Regions from separate parts of the Homo sapiens genome. Here all the other regions are linked to region 1. The links are chromatin contacts, found by Hi-C or POLR2A ChIA-PET in ENCODE. All regions are on one chromosome and are shown on one strand. Each heading gives the region's core, a stretch centred on a gene start or an enhancer-like site at or near the end of the contact. The rest is flanking DNA. Distances are from core to core; before and after follow the strand shown. Region 1 holds the start of MGAT1 (alpha-1,3-mannosyl-glycoprotein 2-beta-N-acetylglucosaminyltransferase). Region 2 holds the start of N4BP3 (NEDD4 binding protein 3). Region 3 holds the start of HNRNPAB (heterogeneous nuclear ribonucleoprotein A/B). Region 4 holds the start of PHYKPL (5-phosphohydroxy-L-lysine phospho-lyase).

Region 1 (4,344 bases), core at 786-3,285:
ATGTGGAAGGGGATACTTACGGGTGAGGCCCTTGAGGGAAAATACAATCTGCTACACCTTCCTTTTTAAATAGAACAACTGCCCTTAATCCTGACCTGAGTTCCTAATGATGTCATTTATGAGACTGGCATGCAAGGCACAGACTCAAAACTGGCTTTGACTTTCTAGAGTTTTCACAACTCCTTTAGGGAGGTGACACAGCCAATCCACACCACCAGGTACAAAGACATCTGCACCATGGTGGGAGATGAGAAGTGAGTCTTTTCAGTACAAAACCCTTCAGCTAAAACCGAGGTGGCTCTGGGTAGGCGCCACCTGCCCCTATGGGGCTCACTCAGTTTCTGAAGCATTTGAAGGACTGCCTAGGAGCTGTGAGATCCTTTCTAACACTCTGATACCATGGTGTTCTCCAGCCTATTTCCTTTATCTGGCAAAAAATGTTTCTTAAATAGCAAGTGAACACCAGATAGTCAACTTCCAATCATGAGCAATAAGCGAGAAGTTATATTTAGCTGTAAAATTAAGTACAGAAGTGGAAGAAATGGTAACAGATTTTCCCTTCTATCTCTGCTTTGCTTAAAGTTAAAAAGCACTACGTAAAAATTCCAGAAAATATAGACATGTCACAGGTAATGGAACTCTAACTGAACTGCTTTCATGTTCGTTCTTAGACCTTGGCTGGACTCCTGTATCATGTACCAGGCCCATAATTTCAGGACGGAAAAAAAAGAAAGGTAGTCAGAGAAGATACACTAAATAATTCAAGAGTTGAGAGAATAAGACCTAGGAGGGAAGGGATGCAGGTTATTCATCCTGGAAAAGAAGAGCTAAATACAAGTGCCACAAAAGGCATGAGGCCTGGGATTCAGGCGATCCAGCCAGCAAGCCAGGCAACTTTGGACAAGTCACTTGACCCACTTGTACCTTAGTTCTCTCATCTATAAGGTGACAGGGTTGATTTGGTTCATCACAAGGTCCCACTGCCTGGATACTGACGACAGTGACAATTTCCCTACTGCCCCGAACAGTAATGAGTTTCCCTTGTTAACACAGGCCACTGAGGTCAGGCATACCGCAGTGCTTCTAACAGTGAGAATGAGACACAGAAGCAGGGAAATGGGTGAGCTCAATGGTCCCCAGAATTGGGAAGGACCAGGACGCAGTGATTGCTGATGGAAGGCAGATCCTGGATGATGTGAGCACGTAAGAGCAAAGGCTACACGGCCTGAAAAAATACCGTAAATGACTGAAAATAAAGCTGGGCAACATCTCAGCCAGTGATGTTCTAAAACAAAACGGCAGACCCACTACAGCAGCAAGGGTTAACCAAAGTGAAGCTTCAGCCTTCAGGGAGCCGGCCAGCCACAGTCCCTCTACTTCAGAGTTTATCAGACGCGGGCACTGCACGTCCCGGGGCTCTCTACTCCACACACGTTAGCAAACAGGAAGAAAAGTTTTCTTGCCAACTTATTATATATATATTTCAACACTGAATCAACATTTCCTTTCTGCTGAGGAGAATCAGCCTCTATTAACTTGGGGAAAGGATGCTGGAGTGAGGTTAGGGGGGAAAGGCCACTCCCCAATCCCACCCCCTCCCTGCCCCGCACGCACGGACGCCCGGGGCCGAGTTTCACAACATCCTCCCCAGTCCGCGGAGCCCGCCCTTCCTCTAACAGCTGGAGGCCCGGGATTCCGAAAGCAGAAGGCGGAGTTCCAACCTCTCGGCTCGGGAAGGGACTAACGCGCAGCTGGCACCGGGTCGGACCGGGCCGCTCCCCAGCCAAGCCCCCTCTCGCTAGCACTCATGGGCACCGGGGCTTTGGGGCGACCCGACGTCCCTTGGGCTCCCTCTCGGCGCCCGCGAGGCCTCCCCCGGTCTGACCTCCGTCCCCGGACACCTACTCACCAGGTCCTCCCGACGTCCTGGCCCCGAACTTGGCCTGCTCCGGGGCGCAGGGAGCGAGCCCGGTGCCCAGGCGCGTCCCAAGCGCTGCCGCGGCCGCCTCGCCTTTCGACTCGCCAGCCCTTTCTGCGGCGCGCCGGGGCCGGACGGCCGGGCGGGCAACGTGGCCCTTCCCCGGCAGGCGGGGCGGGGCGGGGCGGACTGAGGGGCGTGACCGACAGCCCCGCCGCGCCCCGCCCCCCGGCCGGCGTCCGCCAGGCCCCCTCCTCCTGGCCCGCCTCCTTTCCCCGCCGCTTCTCAGTCAACCCAGGACCCAAGTTTTCCCAGGACCCCAACTTCGGGAGTCGGCTTTCCGGCTCCCTGGCGCAACCCTGAGGGTGGACGCCCGACCCCACCCCTGCCCTCGGCCCTCCAGCGCAGCTGCCCAGCCTGGAGCCGCGCCTGAAGTGGGCCCGCAGTCCAGGAAAGGCGTTCACCAAACCCTAGGCCAAGGGCTGGGAGCCAGTCCCCCCACCCCAACCCAGGGGAGGCTGAGGAGCCCGGGTGGGAGCCCCAGGGTCGCGTGGGGCAGGGACAGAACAGGAACCAGGGTGCCCGACGGGGGGCCGGGGGGAAACACCTGTGCCAAAGCAAGCCGGGGCCAGCTGTGGCTTCTTCCCTTTTGTTTTTCCTTGGTGGGTGGGGAATGAGAGCTTCAGTTCTGAGTAAAGAAAGCGAAGAGAGACCTACCAGCAGGGGAGGCCCACCAGCCCTAGGCGGGAAGGACTCGGTCACAAGCTTTGGCGGAAGCACCATGGAAAAGCCTAGAACGGGTCTGCGCCCGGCTGGTGTTTTAAAGGGGAGGAAGGTGCGGACCTGAAGAGGAGGTGGAGGTGGACCCAGGCCCACCGAGGGGAGGGAGGGACAGCTCTTCCATAGCAAATACCTGTCGCTGAGCCAGGAGTAAAGTCTGGCCGGGAGGAGGACAGACGCAGAAGACCAGGGGCTCCAGCGCACAGAGCCAGTTTCGCCAGCGATCAGGTCTGAGGCCTGGATTCCACGAGGCCGGTGCAAGCCAGGAGCCAGCCCCACTCCCTCGCCCAGCTCCCTCCGGCCTGGCCCTCTGCAGAAGCCTGATGCCCACCCAGCTGTCTCACCATGGGACCCCAGGCGGTGAGGGTGGGTAGCCGAGGACTACAGGCTGCTGGGTAGCTGACTTCCCCAAGAAGGGCTGCTGCCATGTGATCAGGACCCACGCCCCTGACATCAACCCCTCCCCCGTGTTCCAGAGCACGGAGCAGCCCGGAACTCTGCGGCCTGTGGTTACTGACTGACTGCTCACTAACTTGTTTCTACATGAAACCACGAATCGTGCAGGGTTCTAGAGAAACAAAGGGCCGCGCGCACCCGCAGGCCCCTGCGTGGAGGCGAGGACCTAAATCAAAACTGCTAAGGGGTCACCAGGCATGGTGAGGGGCCTCACGGGCCAAACCCTCCCTCGGCCTGTCCTTCAAGCCTCAGCAGCTCTGCGGAGTGAGCGTTATCATCCCCATTCTACAGATAACTAGTTTGAGGCTCAGGGTAAGTGCAAACGTGCTGCAAGCCACCAGACCTGGTGGGGAGCATAGCCAGGTTTTAGACCGGGCACTCCTGTGCGCCCCCCAACACCCCCGCACACATCCTCCAGCGCCAGTGCTTTGAGAGGGCTCTGTCTCCTCTCAGGCGCTGCCGTGAAGCCTCCGCTTAAGTGGCCAGAGCCCAGACCTGGAGGTGGAGTGGGAGAAGGGCAGGCCCACCGAGGCCGCCGTGTGCAGTGTGCGATGTGCGGGAAGCCCGTGGCTTCCACTTTAGCTGACTGCGCGCACTGTGGCAGGAGCCTCGAACCCAGGCGGATATGCCAGTCAGAGGCCAGTGTCTGTCACCTCTGCCCTATGTTTGCCTAATGGAGGAGTCAGGGGCCTGGGGGCTCTGCACACTCACACTAGGTGTCAAGGCGTAAAGGAAAAAACAATTGTGTTTCCTAAAAGTGAAAAGGCTGGGAAACACTGGTTTGTAGATCCAAGACATGAGGAGCCAAAATCACCTTCCAGGAGAAAGGACAGACATCAGGGGGTGCTGAAAGGTGGGGGAAGATCAGATTCCCACCACTGACCCTGATACTTCTCCATCTAAGGCAGGTGAAGGGGAAACAGGATGGCGGCTGTTCGTGCACTGTAACGCACACCCCATCTCTACCACCCTTGGCTGAAATCCCAAGGCTCACAGGAAGATCCAAAAGGAGAAATTCCCGGACTGCAAGAGACCATCCCAAAAAGAAAGGGCCTGGTTAGGGAATCAGAATGGGCTTCATGGAGGCAAAAGCAAGCACTTGGTCTGAGAGGCAAGAAACCAGGGTAAATGAGTGCCAAACTGACCTGGGGAAAAGAGGCTCTGAGCTCTTGATAGAGGTTACATGGGGA
Region 2 (4,344 bases), core at 890-3,389, 2.7 Mb before region 1:
CGCAGTGGCTTATGCCTGTAATCCTAGCACTTTGGGAGGCCAAGGGGGGGTGGATCACGAGGTCAGGGGATCGAGATCATCCTGGCTAACATGGTGAAACCCCATCTCCACTAAAAATACAAAAAATTAGCCGAGTGTGGTGGTGGGCACCCGTAGTCCCAGCTATTTGGGATGCTGAGGCAGGAGAATGGCGTGAACCCGGGAAGCGGAGCTTGCAGCGAGCTGAGATCGCACCACTGCACTCCAGCCTGGGCGACAGAGCAAGACTCCATCTCAAAAAAAAAGTTCTTTCAGCCAGGCATGGTGGCTCACGCCTGTACTCCCAGCACACTGAGAGGCTGAGGCAGGCAAATCATTTGCCTTAATTGATTTGCCCACCTCGTCTTCCCAAAGTGCTGGGATTACAGGCGTGAGCCGCCATGCCTGGCCAGAAGTTCTTCCTAGAGGTTCTATGCTGTCCTAGCAAGAATTGGTAAGAACAGCATAGAACACAAGGGGTTGCAAATTTGTGGGCCGTAGACCAAATCTGTTCCACAAGTGACAAGATGTTTTTTAATTGAGGTAAAATGTGCATACCATAAAATTAGCCGTTTTAAAGCAAACAATTCAATGACATTTGTATATTCATAACGTTGTGCAACCACCACCTCTGTCAGGCTCCAAAACATTTTCCTCATCCCAGAAGGAAACCCTATGCTTGTTAGGCAATCACTCTGCCTTTCTCTCTCCCCACAGCCTCTGGCTCTAATCTGCTTTCTGTTTGTCTGGATTTACTTATTATAAATGGCATCATTAACACATGTGGGCTTTGTGTCTGGTTTCTTTCACTTGCCATGTTTTGGAGGTTTATCCATGTTGTAGCAGGTATCATCAGTGTTTCATTCCTCTTTTTCTTTTCTTTTCTTTCTTTTTTTTTTTGAGACAGGCTTACGCCATCATCCAGGCTGGAGTGTAGTGGCACAATCTCCGTTCATTGCAACTCTGCCTCCTGGGTTCAAGCAATTCTCCTACCTTAGCCTCCCGAGTAGCTGGGATTACAGGCTCGCTCCACCATGCCTGGCTAATGTTTGGTGTTTTTGGTAGAGATAGAATTTCGCCATGTTGGCCAGGCTGGTCTCAAACTCCTGACCTCAAGTGAGCCGCCTGCCTCGGCCTCCCAAAATGCTAGGATTACAGGGGTGAGCCACCACATCAGGTCTTTTTTTTTTTAAGATAGAGATGGAGTTTTGTGAGTTGCCCAGGCTGTTCCTGAACTCCTGGCCTCCAAAAGTGCTGGGAGAGTTCAGACATGAGTCATCACATGGCGTTCATTTCTTTTTTATGGCTGAATAATATTCCACTGAATGGATCTACCATTGTTTGCTTACACCCTCATCAATTGTTAGTTTGGGCTGTTTCCACCTTTTGGCTCTTTGACTATTGTGACTAGTACTGCCAAGAACATTACTTGTTTGAGGACTATAATTGCCGGATCATATGGTAACTCTATGCTTAACTTTTGAATTAGAAACGGTGTTTTAATTTTTCGAATATGACTCCTTTACGTGTCTGTGTCTGTTTCCATGTCTTCCTACTGTCTTAGTAGGAAGCTCACGACTCATTTGCGTAATTTTTCTGGCCCCTGAAGGCACCTGATTTTGCTGCCCCTAGAATACTTTGGAGGCAAAAAGAAAATAACTCTGTGCCCAATTCAGCCAGAGTCGTGGGGTAAAATCTTTTCACTTCTCAAAGTACTACTGTGGTTCATCCCCAAAGGGGGGAAATCAGGTTTTCCGGAGAGGAGGCGGCTACAATTAGGGAGGTGAGGGACCTCACGCGCCTCTTCCTTAGAGGAGGCGGGCGAGGCGAACGGCGGAGGAGGAGAAGCGGGGGCGCTGTGCGCTCTCTGGGGCGTGGGCCGCGCTCGGGGCTGCCCACCCCTCGGGAACGAGCCGGGGCGCTCAAGGAGGCAGCGACGCGAGGCGCAGCCGGTCCAGGTTTCGCCCGCCACCGCCGTGCGGCGCCTCTGCGGGTCAGGGCCGGGGGCGCGGTCGGGGCCGGGCGGGGCCCAGGTTGGCTCGCGGGTAGGCGGCCCCGCCCCCCACATCCGGGGGCCGGGGCCGGGCTGTGGGCTTGCCGCGCGCCGGTGAGTCAGGCCGGGTTTTCCCTCCGCCTTTGGGGCAGGCGATCGAGCGCCGCGGAGCGCGTCCCTCCCTCGCCAATCCGGCTCCGGCGCCGGCGCCCGCCCGCGTTTTCCCGGCGCCTGCCGCTCCGCCGCTCCGACCCGGCACGCAGTCCCGGCCCGAGCCGACGCCTTGCAGGAGGGTTCAAATCCGCGCGGGGGAGCTGCGACGCGCAAGGGCTGCGGAGCCGCGGGCCGGCGAGCGCGTCGCCACCATGGTAAGTGGGGCGCGCGAGGGGCTGGGGACCCGGGCTGGACTCGGGGGGTGGGGAGGGGTGGGGCGGGTCGCCAAGGTCTTGTTTTCGGGCGTCCTTGGCAAAGCTGCTGTCCCGCTGGCCGAGGCTCCCGTCTGAGAGATGGGCGGGGGTGGCAAGGTGCGGCGTGCGCCCAGGTGTCCCCTGCTCCCGGTCACCGAGGCACCGGATCGGGGACCGACCCCGATGCTCCGCTGGAGGGGCAGGCGGCAGGCTACCTTGCTCTCCCCAACCCCTGCAAACGCGCTTTCCAGGGAGCAGCGCGCGGGACCCCTGCGCCACGGCTGGGTGGGGCAGGCGTCCTTGGCGCCGGCGTCTGACCTCGGCCTCCGCCCCCCGGCCCAGCCGCTCCCGGCAGGCCTCAGGGAGGGGCCAGGAGGAGACGCGCCTCCCACCCCGCCCCCCAGGTAGCTCCGGGACCTCCCGCAGCTTTGGGGAACCCTCGCCTTCACCCCTGCTTTCCTGACACAAATTCCGTGGGGATGCAACCTCGTTTGCCCCTCTGACTTCCCCATGAGATCTCTCGCTTCCTCCCACACCTCCTTTATCCCCCAACCCCCTGCCGGTCCACCAGGCTGCAGCTGCGGGTCTGCGGGTAGGGGACATTCCTAGGTCTTGACCGCCAGAGCACCCGGTCCAGTCCCGGCCACAGCCTTTGGCCCAAGTGAGGGCTGGCCTGGGGACAAGCCGAAATCAGGGCCCTGGCTGTATCCAGAAAGAGAACTGAGACCCGTTGCCTCCCACTGGGCCACCCCCCGACCCCAACCACATAGGAACAGATTGGGCCTGGCTGTCCTCGGGAGGGAGCGGACGCAGGAGGCCATCCTGGGCGCGGTTATCAGCCTCCTCCCAGGGCCCTCCCAGGCAGGGCTTCTCTACCGGCTGGCAGCGTGTGGTGTGCATGTGCCAGACTGTGAATGAATGCGGCCAGCCTGCCTCTGCCACCGCCTCTAGAGCTAGCATAGCGACTCGGAGTCCCCATGAGGCAGGTTTCCTCTATTTCTTCCTGACCTGGGGGGCAGCAGGAGGGATTCCAGGCCTGGTGGACCGCAGTCTAGGGCAGCCTGGTTGCAAGTGTCCTTGGGAGAAACAGGCATGGAGGGCTGGGCAGACATATATGCAATACATACACAGCAGTGTGTGCCCATGGAGGGGAACCCGTGACCCCTGGCTTAGGACAACCTGCTGAGGTAGAAAGGACCTTGCCCAGGGAGTTGAGATTGCTTCTCACTGTGGGATCTTGGATAACTCACCTCGCCTTCCGAGGCCTCAGTTTCCCGATCTGTAAAATGGCGTGAGGGTAATTACTGTCCTGTTTGCCCCCACGAGGCTATTGTGGAGATGAAATGAGATAATGAAATAGAAGGGCTGAGAAAAAACTGTAGACTGCGGTGCAGCCGTGAAGCACTATATGGTGATACTAAGCACCACTTCCGCAGGCTTTAGCCCCTGTCTCTGCCTCAAGTGTCTGTCACAGAGGGGATGGGGTGGGCCAGCCTCTCCCAGCCCCTCTCTGGGCCCCCCTTGCCTACTACCCCCCCCTTTTGGAGCTGGGACATTCCAGTCCCATTCCTTAGGGGCAGCTGCAGACACGCCCCTTAGCAGAGCTGATCCCCCAGCAGGTGGTGGGACCTTTCCCTGGGGCCAGGGCTCAGGAGGGGCTGACTGTAGCCAGGGCAGGCAGCACTCCTGCCCATGTGGGGACTGGAATGTCCCACCCCAGAGGAGATGCAAGGTGGGATCCGAGAGGACTTCTAATCCTGGAGCCTGTGTGCTTTCTCCCCTGCGGCTGAACGTGACCTTAGGCGTGTTACTTCACTTTCTGAACCTCAGTTTCCTCTTGTGAAGTGGGGGATGACAGAACTCATCTCCTGTGTGTCTTGTGAGGATGTGATAGTGCCCTTTGGCGTGACCCAAAAGGGCACCAAC
Region 3 (4,344 bases), core at 540-3,039, 2.6 Mb before region 1:
GCTGAGGCAGGAGGCTCATTTGAGCCCGGGAGGTTGAAGCTGCAGTAAGCCGTGATCGTGCCACTGGACTCCAGCCTGGGTTACAGAACAAAACCTTGTGTCAAAAAATAAAATAAATAAAATTGGTGACCATACCACCTTACTTTGGTTGTTAAGATACAGAAGAGAAAATGGAATGCCCAGCCCACCACACTGGTCCTGGCTGCAGGAATCCACTGGAAACGCTAGTTCCTTGTGTTCTGGGTTGCTATTTGGTAACCTGCAGGCTCCAGAGGTTGTAATCCTGCTTGCCTTGGGGCCCACCACCCATATGATTAAAAGGAATAACGGGATTACCGAGGCCTTTAAAATTTTGTGGTCAAGGAGATAATATAAAGGAGTTTTGTGTATTAGGAAGAGAACAACGCCCCCACCCTGTCCTTTACCTCGTGAGTTCACGAGTGGTGTATTTGTTTTGTTTTGTTTTTGAGACGATGTCTCGCTCTGTCGCCCAGGCTGGAGTGCAGTGGCGAGATCTCGGCTCACTGCAAGCTCCGCCTCCCGGGTTCACGCCATTCTCCTGCCTCAGCCTCCCGGTAACTGGGACTACAGGCGCCCACCACCACGCCCGGCTAATTTTTTTGTATTTTTAGTAGAGACGGGGTTTCACCATGTTCGCCAGGATGGTCTCGATCTCCTGACCTCGTGATCCGCCCGCCTGGACCTCCCAAAGTGCTGGGAGTACAGGCGGGAGCCACCGCGCCCGGCCTCCGTATTTGTTTAAAAAAAAAAAAAAAAAAAAAAAGGCCGGGCGCGGTGGCTCACGCCTGTAATCCCAGTACTTTGGGAGGCCCAGGCGGGCGGATCACGAGGTCAGGAGATCGAGACCATCCTGGCCAACATGGTGAAACCCCGTCTCTACTAAAAAAACAAAAAAATTAGCCGGGCGTGGTGGCGCATGCCTGTAATCCCAGCTACTCGGGAGGCTGAGACAGGAGAATCGCTTGAACCCGGGAGGCGGAGGTTGCGGTGAGCCGAGATCGCGCCATTGCACTCCAGTCTGGGCGACAAGAGCAAGACTCCATCAAAAAAAAAAAAATAATAAAAAGGAAGAAAAAGAAAGACAAATGATTTACAGGAAAAAATTTAAGTAAACAAAAGTACAAATGCGATGTCAATCGTTCAGGTGGTGCCAGGGGACAGAGAACCGGGGAACACCAAGGTCTCATCGTCCCTGCAGAGCATCTCTGGGGGAGGCGACGGACAGGGCGCGAGCGCGGGGCTTGGAGGGCACCAAGGTCCAGGGGGATGGCGGGTTCAGTCCCAATCCCTCCGACCCGTGCTGAGGGCCTTGGAGGACCCCACTCGCCCAACCTCGGAAGCCCGGGTTCTGCCACTTCCAGCCACGCGTCCTTGGGCTGCGAAACTTTCTCCAGCCCAGTTTCCTCTTTTGGGACATGGGGAGGCGGAGGCTGCCAATGCTGGGATGGAGTCCTCGAGAGCAAGAGACCAGCGGCCTCGACGAGCTTACAATCCGATTAGGCCCTCCCACCGATGTGCTGTAGCTGCCCGCCGCCCTGGACCCGGCGCCGTCCCGCCCGGCTTCGGGAGCCCTCCGTAGCGGCCGGACTCGCGCGCGTTCTAAAATGAGGACAAAGCCCGCCCAGGTCTAGAGCGCGCGCGCCGTGGCGGCCAATGGGACGCTGAAGCTAGGTTGAGTGACGGACTTGAGCAGCCAATGAGTGTGCAGTTTGTTGCGATGTGGCACCCGGCTCCGGCATTATAAAGGGCGCCACGAGTCGGCATTGTCAGGCGGCGGCACCGCGCGGGACGGAGCTTGGCTGTTGGTCGGTGGGTTCCCGTGCGGCGGCGGCCAAGGAGGAGGAGACACAGTTGGAGCAGCTCCGTGGGCTGACTGGGGCGAGGCCTCAGCAGCGCGAGCTTGAGTGCGGCCGAGCCTGCGGCGCCTTCCCCTGCGGGTGGGGACGAGCGGGCCCCGCGGCGTCATCGGCGGCGAGGTGAGCGGCGGCCGGCGGGCGGGAGCTCTGGCGGGAGCCGCGCCGGCCTGACGCGCTGTCGCCGCTGGTTGCAGGAGCCGCCGCGCCTCGGCCTAGCATGTCGGAAGCGGGCGAGGAGCAGCCCATGGAGACGACGGGCGCCACCGAGAACGGACATGAGGCCGTCCCCGAAGGCGAGTCGCCGGCCGGGGCTGGCACGGGCGCCGCGGCGGGGGCTGGAGGCGCGACCGCGGCGCCCCCGAGCGGGAATCAGAACGGCGCCGAGGGCGACCAGATCAACGCCAGCAAGAACGAGGAGGACGCGGGGTAGGTGCGGCCGCGGGCGGACGGGGGCGCCGCCTTTGTTCCGGGGCCGCCTTTTGTTGGCGCCACGCGGCGGGGGGAGGGGCGGCGGCCTGGCCCGGGTCGGGGCTGGTGCGGCCCGCGGACTGTCGCCGCTGCGTTCGCGGGCCGGGCCTGGCGCTGCCACTCGCGCTGGAGTTTGCGGGAGTTTGTTGGGTCGACTTTGGCGCCGCCCCGGGGCCGCTCGCGCGCTGCCAGGGCCAGGGCCAGGGCCGGAGCCGGCGCAGGGGCGGGCGGATGGCCCGGAAGAGGGAAAGCGCTCGGACCCGGGGCCCGGCGGCGTCTTGGGCCGCGCCGGCGGCTGCGTGGGCGGAGTTGGCGCGAGCCGGGGCCCGGACCTCCCTCCTCCGCCTCTCCCGGGGGCGGAGTCACGGTCTGAACCCTGGGCGGGCTTGGTCCCCGGAAACATCGAGTTCCTTGAAACGAGTTCTCAGGAGTTGGTGGAGACGCTGGCCCTTTGCTACATGGTTGTAGAACACATGAATTTCCAGTTATGAGTGGTTAGGTCCCATACCCCTGGTGAGGTGGTCCCTTCTTTGCTTCTCACAGGCTGGGGCTGCAGAGCCTTGTTAAGCCTCGTTAGGGTCCTGGTTGAGTTCAATTTGGAGGGTAGTGGAGATTTAACATCTTTCTAAGGTGCTCCTTGCAGACTCTAAGGGTAGCTGTAGACTTCGTGAGAACTTTGCCAGGGCCAGTCCTTTCCAAAATCACAGCTTGCTTACAAGACTTGTTGCCGTGTGTCTCACCCTACCATTTCAGAAAAATGTTCGTTGGTGGCCTGAGCTGGGATACTAGCAAAAAAGATTTAAAAGACTATTTTACTAAATTTGGAGAGGTCGTTGACTGTACAATAAAAATGGATCCCAACACTGGACGGTCAAGAGGGTTTGGGTTTATCCTGTTCAAAGATGCAGCCAGTGTGGAGAAGGTAAGCTGGGTACTGGATTTCAGCAGTCTCAGTGGAAACGATTTGAATTCTAAGAGGACACCTTTCTTAAAGCATGACTAGTTTGTGTGGTCTGCATGTGATTTAAGTGCTTTGGGCAAAACCCAAAGCCGGAGGTTATGTTCCGGTTTTTGAGGGGATGAAAATACAGATTAAGCTGGGAGTGAGAGAATGTGCTGGAGTGGTTCGGGAAGATGACAGTTGACATTCATTACCTTTTATGTGCCTATTCTGGGTACGGCGCTAAACATCTGGGAGGATTACAAGAGAGTCCATGATTGGTATGATAGGCTTTTAGCCCCATTTTACAGGACAAAAACCAAAACCCTAAGGCTCAGAAATGTAAGTAGAAGAGGTCACAGCTAGTAGGGAGTGGAGGGAGGATTCCTTCCCCTGTGGCCCATCTTCAGCCTATGCTCCGAGTCCCTGCTGCTTCGCTTCTGGAGATGGGCCTCACGCTGGGACTGCTTGGGCAGGAAGAGCATGATCAAAGGCTTAAGTGTGAGGACTGTTTTCTAGGTGTCGAGGTAAACCAGCTGTACTTGAGGTTTGATGAAAATTGGGTTGGGAGGTTAAGCTGGGGTAGAATTTGGAGGGGGTGAAACACATGTTTGTATCTGTACTGGTGTCTTTATGGCTTAGAGAGAAGGGCCTTGTCTGGCTCGTGCTGCTGAGTCAGCCTGACCCCTTTCTGTTGGAACAGGTCCTAGACCAGAAGGAGCACAGGCTGGATGGCCGTGTCATTGACCCTAAAAAGGCCATGGCTATGAAGAAGGACCCGGTGAAGAAAATCTTCGTTGGGGGTCTGAATCCTGAAGCCACTGAGGAAAAGATCAGGGAGTACTTTGGCGAGTTTGGGGAGGTGAGTGTGGCTCTGGGAATAGCCCATCAGCTGCCCCTAAGGCTGCCTTCTTTCTGGTCCTTGGTATCCTTGGCTGGCTAGACCCTCCCAGGCAGGGCTTATTTTTCACCCTCTGTCTTCAATGGGGTCTTTTCTCCTGTGAGTCCCCTATATGCTCTGGGGTAGGGAGGTATTGGGCCTGAGTTTGCCTATGCTTT
Region 4 (4,344 bases), core at 570-3,069, 2.6 Mb before region 1:
TCCCTTTCTTTCCATCAGCTCTGGCAGCCTCATCAAGATGACTGAATTCCTACTTCAGCTCCCTTGCCTAGCACCTGAGATGGCCAATGGGGCTGAAGCACTGCCATGACCCCAGCACTTGGCCAGCACTGTGCTACGTTGCTGGTCACAGCTGGGCCATCTGCCACTTTGTGAGCTCATCATCAGTCCCAAGTGGAACTAGACTCACAGACCTAGATTGCTGACCCCTGCCTGGTTTAGCACAGCTCCAGATTGCAGAATTCCACAGCTATATTGCGAAGGCTGAGCCTCCTCTGCATACTGACAGTGCCTCAACTCCACCCAGGTTCTCCACACCTCTCGGCAATCTCAGGTCACCTTGGGACCAGGTTCACAGCACTGCCTTCCTCTCCTGCCCTGCCAGCCTGAGGTGTGATACTGACCGTGCGCCACATTGCTGATGCAATCGATGTATTCTGCCCCCTGTTCATCGTACATGTACTGCCCTTGGGCCCGGACAATCTTAACAGGATCCTCGGGAAAAAAGAGTCTGCAGGAAGAGCTGTGGGGACAGGCAAGGAGTGGACAGCCATGTCTGAAGACCGAAAGGGTGAAGTCTACTCATCGCAGACCCCCGCCCACCCCTTCCCAGTTTCTGGTGGCGGGGGGGAAATGAGAGCTGGAAGGGCAAGGTGCTGCTTCCCTGCCTTGTCTCTCCACTCCACAGGTGGTTGCAAAGCAGGAAGCAGATGGGGTAACAAGTCGCTGAAACTTCGGATTGTTTCTGAAAGCATTTTCAGCCTCTGTGGCCTCCTTGCTCATTTCTGCATGTGTCCGCGTCAGTCTCCCGGATCCTGAGAAAAGGTGGCTGCCCCGTCCCATGGGGACTCCATAAGGCCGCGTGTCTTCGATGGGATGGGCCAGGGCACCAACATTAGGTGCCTGGCTCTCAGCCCTAAACAGCTCCTTGCCAGCCACGTGGCCCTGCTGCCCCTCGCTGGGTGCCAGCCCTAAGCTCCAGTGGGAGGCGACCTCACCCACCGTCCCACCGAGGGCCCCCTCACAGGTCAAGTGTGCTGCCTGTGAACCGACTCCCCCGACTCTCCCTTGTCTGCCCTTTCAGCCCCCTCCCAGGTCACTCTCGAGCCAGGCCCAGGTGCTGCTGACGGGCCACCCTGGGTGAGGTCCTCTCAGGCGCCAGGGTGAAGGTCTTCTCCGGAGTAAAGGCTGCCAAGCGAGGCTGACACAGCCGAACAGCGGTGAGGGCGGGGCCGTCTCCTGAACTGGGCGGCCTGGAGACGGCGCTGTCGGGGAGGCGGCCCCGGAGACCACCCGCCGGGACTGCCCAACGGCGCCGCCCGCCTCGGGCCCTAGAAGCTCCAGCGGGGCCGGGGCAGCGGCCGGACGGGATGGGTAGCAGCGGCTTCCTAGCCGGAGGCGCGTGCGTAGTGCGTGCGTGCGTGCGTCGTGCGTGCGCGTGCCTCTCCGCGCAGCCCCGCGCCCCCCGCCGCCCGCCCCCCGCCCGGGTACCTGATGAGCCGTTGCCTCAGGGCCAGCGTGTCGGCCTTCGGGCGCTGGTCTGCGGCCATGGTGGGTGGCCGTCAGTCGGTGCCGTGACGCCACGCGGAGACGTCGCCGCGCGGGCTGGGCCTCCAAGGCCCCGCTCCGGGCCCCGCCCCTGCCTGGGTCGGGATTTGGGGCTCAGGTTCGCACTCGGCCCCGCCCCGAAGCGCCCGCGTTGCGGTGGTTCATTTCTTCGCTTGCCCACTGGGCCTGGCAGCCTTCCGGCCCGTGGTCGTGCCTTGGCAGTCCCGCGCAGGAACTCGAGCGCTGCCCCGTCTCTGGTTCCGGGACGCGCCCCGGGCCTCGCCCCGCAGGCCCCGCCCCGCAGGCCCCTGCGGCCTCCCTTCCGGGAAAGGGTCCCGGACGACCCCGCCCCTGCTCCCGGCGCCCAGGCGGGGCTCGGAGCTCCTGCAGGCCTTCTCTGGGCCAGACTCAGTCTTTGAGTCGCCTTGTGCATAAAATGGGATGAACTGTGAGGCCTAAGTGCGAGTATGTGACTGGTACCTTACCCGGGCCTGGTACACAGTAGGGGCCTCAGGGTGGGAGAAGCAGGTCCTAGGTTTTCCCAGCCCCATGAAGGGGCAGCAGGAAGAGCAGAAGGAGAGCCCAGGGTCCCTTCTGGGGCTGACCAAGGAGATCACCATGGGCTTGACCTTCAGGGCACCATAGTTCCTGCTAGAATCTAGGCAGGGTGAACCGGACGAGCTGTATCGTCGCTGAGAGAATCATGCAGCGTTTGGGCAAGAAGAGAGGTTGGGAATCCTCCTTGTGGTACATGTCGGTGACCCTGAAGCCCAGAAAGGGAAAGGGTTTTGTTGTCAGACACGCAGCAAGGCTGCAGAGGCTGGACTCCTACTGAGGTCTTCTTGACTCCCAGCCCAGGGAGTGAGAAGAAAAAGCCTCCCAAGGGGCTGGGATATGAGAGAAAAGCCCCCTCCTGGGGTGAGGCACTGGGGCTTTCTGCCTTGAAGAACCCTGGAACACGGGCCTGGGACTGCAGCAGGTGCAGGGGAGGCTCCTGATTGTCCCTTCTTTCTGTCCACATCATGATTCCCAGGCCTCTGCTTCACTCCCTCATTGCTGATTTCTTCTTCTCTTCCCAATACAGTTGTAAGATGCATAAGGCATTTATTGAACTCTTGACCTCAGATGATCTGCCTGCCTCGGCCTCCCAGAGTGCTGGGATTACAGGCCGGGTGAGCCACCGCACCCGGCCGCTTAAGGCATTTATTAAAGAACATTTGGAGTTTCTTTTTTCTTTATTGTGTAAAATATACATAACAAAATTTTACCATTTTAACCATTTTTAAGGATACAATTCAGTGGCAAAAGTACATTCACATCGTCGTGCAGCCATCACCACCATCCATGCAACAGGACTTTTTCATCTTCCCTAAAAGAATGGAATTTCTTATTTTTAACTGTAAAGCTGAATTGAATATTTTACATGATTTTTGGAAAAAATTCTTCCCAAATTAACTGCGAGGTTAACTGCTTGTGGCCTGTATTTTTTTTTTTTTTTAAAGAAAGGGTCTTATTCTGTTGTTCAGGCTGGAGTGCAGCATTGCAGTCTCTACCTCCCTGGGATCATGTGATCCTCCCATCTCAGCCTCTCAAGTACCTGCTACTACAGGTGCACGCCACCATACCCAGCCTGTACTTCGTTTCTGAGGATCAAGACCTCACAGACCGTGTGTGTGTGTGTGTATTTGTGTGTGTGTGAGTCCTATTTGGGCCCCGCCTTTCAGCCCTGTCTTGCAGCCCAAACTCCAGCCACAGCTGTGGCCCCGTGCAGCTCAGAGGAATCAGGTTGGCTCAGGGGCTTTTCCTGCTTTAAGGCAGAGGGTGAGAAGGCTGTAGCTGGGCCCGGCTAACATCTCACCTGCTCCTGGGTCAAGAGGTGATATAGTTGGAGGTCAGACCAGGTTGAGCCATTTCCTGGGCCAGGAGTATCTTATAGCATGGCACAGAACACCAGGAGGCCTCACCTTCTTCCTGCTCAGAAAAGCCCACTCCTTGTCTCTGGCCCTGTGCCAGGCACTCATCTGTCCTTTATTTCATGCCTGGCCCTCTAGGCAATGTTGGAGTCCAAGAGGGTAGGGGATGGAAGTGGCTGAGTCAGGATTTGAACCCAGGGCATGGTGTTTCTCAACAGGGTTGGCACCGGGATTCTTGTTGAGATGATTTGTCACTGGGTAGGACTGTCCTATGCATTTTAGGTGTTTGCTATCCCTGGCCCTGTCCCCTGAATGCCCAGGTGTCCTGCAATCATTGTGCTAACCAGAAGCATCCCATGTATTCCTAGTGGTCTCCTAGGGACCAGGAGGAAAGAGACCTGGTAAGTCCCCTTCACATTCATCTATAAAAAGGGATCGTCATCCTTGTGGTTAGTTTAGCTGTCATGGGACACAGCAGGACTCAGTAAATGTACTTCTCTCTCTTCCAGAAAGGGGTACTTTGAGGCTGTACTGCCTTTCTTGGCAGGAGGCCTGAGGCCCCCCAGTCCTTGAGTCTCAGCTGTGAAGCAGGGTGCTCCCCAGTGTCTCGGCTGGGACCTTGAACAAATCATTGAACCCTCTACCGCCTCTGTGCTCTCCCCGGGCACTTTGAGGACTCAGCCGACTCTACATTTTTAAGCTTGCAGTTGAAACGTTTGCAGCCATCGGGATACAAGGTATGAGACCGCAAGGGGGCAGCAGTGGGCCAAGAATGCCCCATCCTGCCTAAAGGAGCAGGAGAGACCCCCTCAGAAGACTGGGGAAGTGGGGGGAACACATGGCTTCTACCCCACGAGGATCTACC

The links. A loop is a pair of places that touch in the nucleus more often than their neighbours do. ChIA-PET counts read pairs that join two places held with the same protein, here RNA polymerase II (POLR2A). Pooled maps may share reads with other maps.
Region 2: a map with no recorded cell type shows a loop between it and region 1 (8-fold over the local background). The contact joins the promoter of N4BP3 here to the promoter of MGAT1 in region 1. A Hi-C loop is called at or near these places in 7 of 37 single-sample maps with no recorded cell type and 5 of 50 pooled maps. POLR2A ChIA-PET finds 5 or more read pairs at or near these places in 1 of 52 experiments (activated CD4-positive, alpha-beta T cell).
Region 3: a pooled map shows a loop between it and region 1 (6-fold over the local background). The contact joins the promoter of HNRNPAB here to the promoter of MGAT1 in region 1. A Hi-C loop is called at or near these places in 7 of 50 pooled maps. POLR2A ChIA-PET finds 5 or more read pairs at or near these places in 2 of 52 experiments (T-cell and activated CD4-positive, alpha-beta T cell).
Region 4: a loop to region 1 is called in a map with no recorded cell type, with 5 times the contacts of the local background. The contact joins the promoter of PHYKPL here to the promoter of MGAT1 in region 1. A Hi-C loop is called at or near these places in 3 of 37 single-sample maps with no recorded cell type and 10 of 50 pooled maps. POLR2A ChIA-PET finds 5 or more read pairs at or near these places in 2 of 52 experiments (GM12878 and naive thymus-derived CD8-positive, alpha-beta T cell).

The regions. Positions count from the first base shown.
Region 1 is chr5:180,800,771-180,805,114 of GRCh38, forward strand. It overlaps MGAT1 (alpha-1,3-mannosyl-glycoprotein 2-beta-N-acetylglucosaminyltransferase), which reads right to left and starts at 2,036. Exons shown (of 2, transcript NM_002406.4): 1 at 1,910-2,036. RefSeq lists enhancers at 1,348-2,055, 2,056-2,762, 2,906-3,015, 3,470-4,175 and silencers at 1,866-2,225, 2,396-2,475, 2,486-2,535.
Region 2 is chr5:178,111,393-178,115,736 of GRCh38, forward strand. N4BP3 (NEDD4 binding protein 3) reads left to right here and starts at 2,140. Exons shown (of 5, transcript NM_015111.2): 1 at 2,140-2,379. RefSeq lists silencers at 1,880-2,429, 2,510-2,829, 3,180-3,229, 3,840-3,949 and enhancers at 3,268-3,781, 3,310-3,369.
Region 3 is chr5:178,202,744-178,207,087 of GRCh38, forward strand. It overlaps HNRNPAB (heterogeneous nuclear ribonucleoprotein A/B), which reads left to right and starts at 1,790. Exons shown (of 8, transcript NM_031266.3): 1 at 1,790-1,997; 2 at 2,072-2,303; 3 at 3,099-3,267; 4 at 3,989-4,147. The coding sequence starts at 2,095. RefSeq lists silencers at 1,604-1,673, 1,974-2,193, 2,214-2,323, 2,354-2,763.
Region 4 is chr5:178,230,983-178,235,326 of GRCh38, forward strand. It overlaps PHYKPL (5-phosphohydroxy-L-lysine phospho-lyase), which reads right to left and starts at 1,820. Exons shown (of 13, transcript NM_153373.4): 1 at 1,510-1,820; 2 at 423-541. The coding sequence starts at 1,568. It overlaps LOC112267937 (a long non-coding RNA gene), which reads left to right and starts at 3,056. Exons shown (of 3, transcript XR_002956238.2): 1 at 3,056-4,216. RefSeq lists silencers at 1,245-1,564, 1,645-2,054 and enhancers at 1,444-1,982, 4,030-4,109.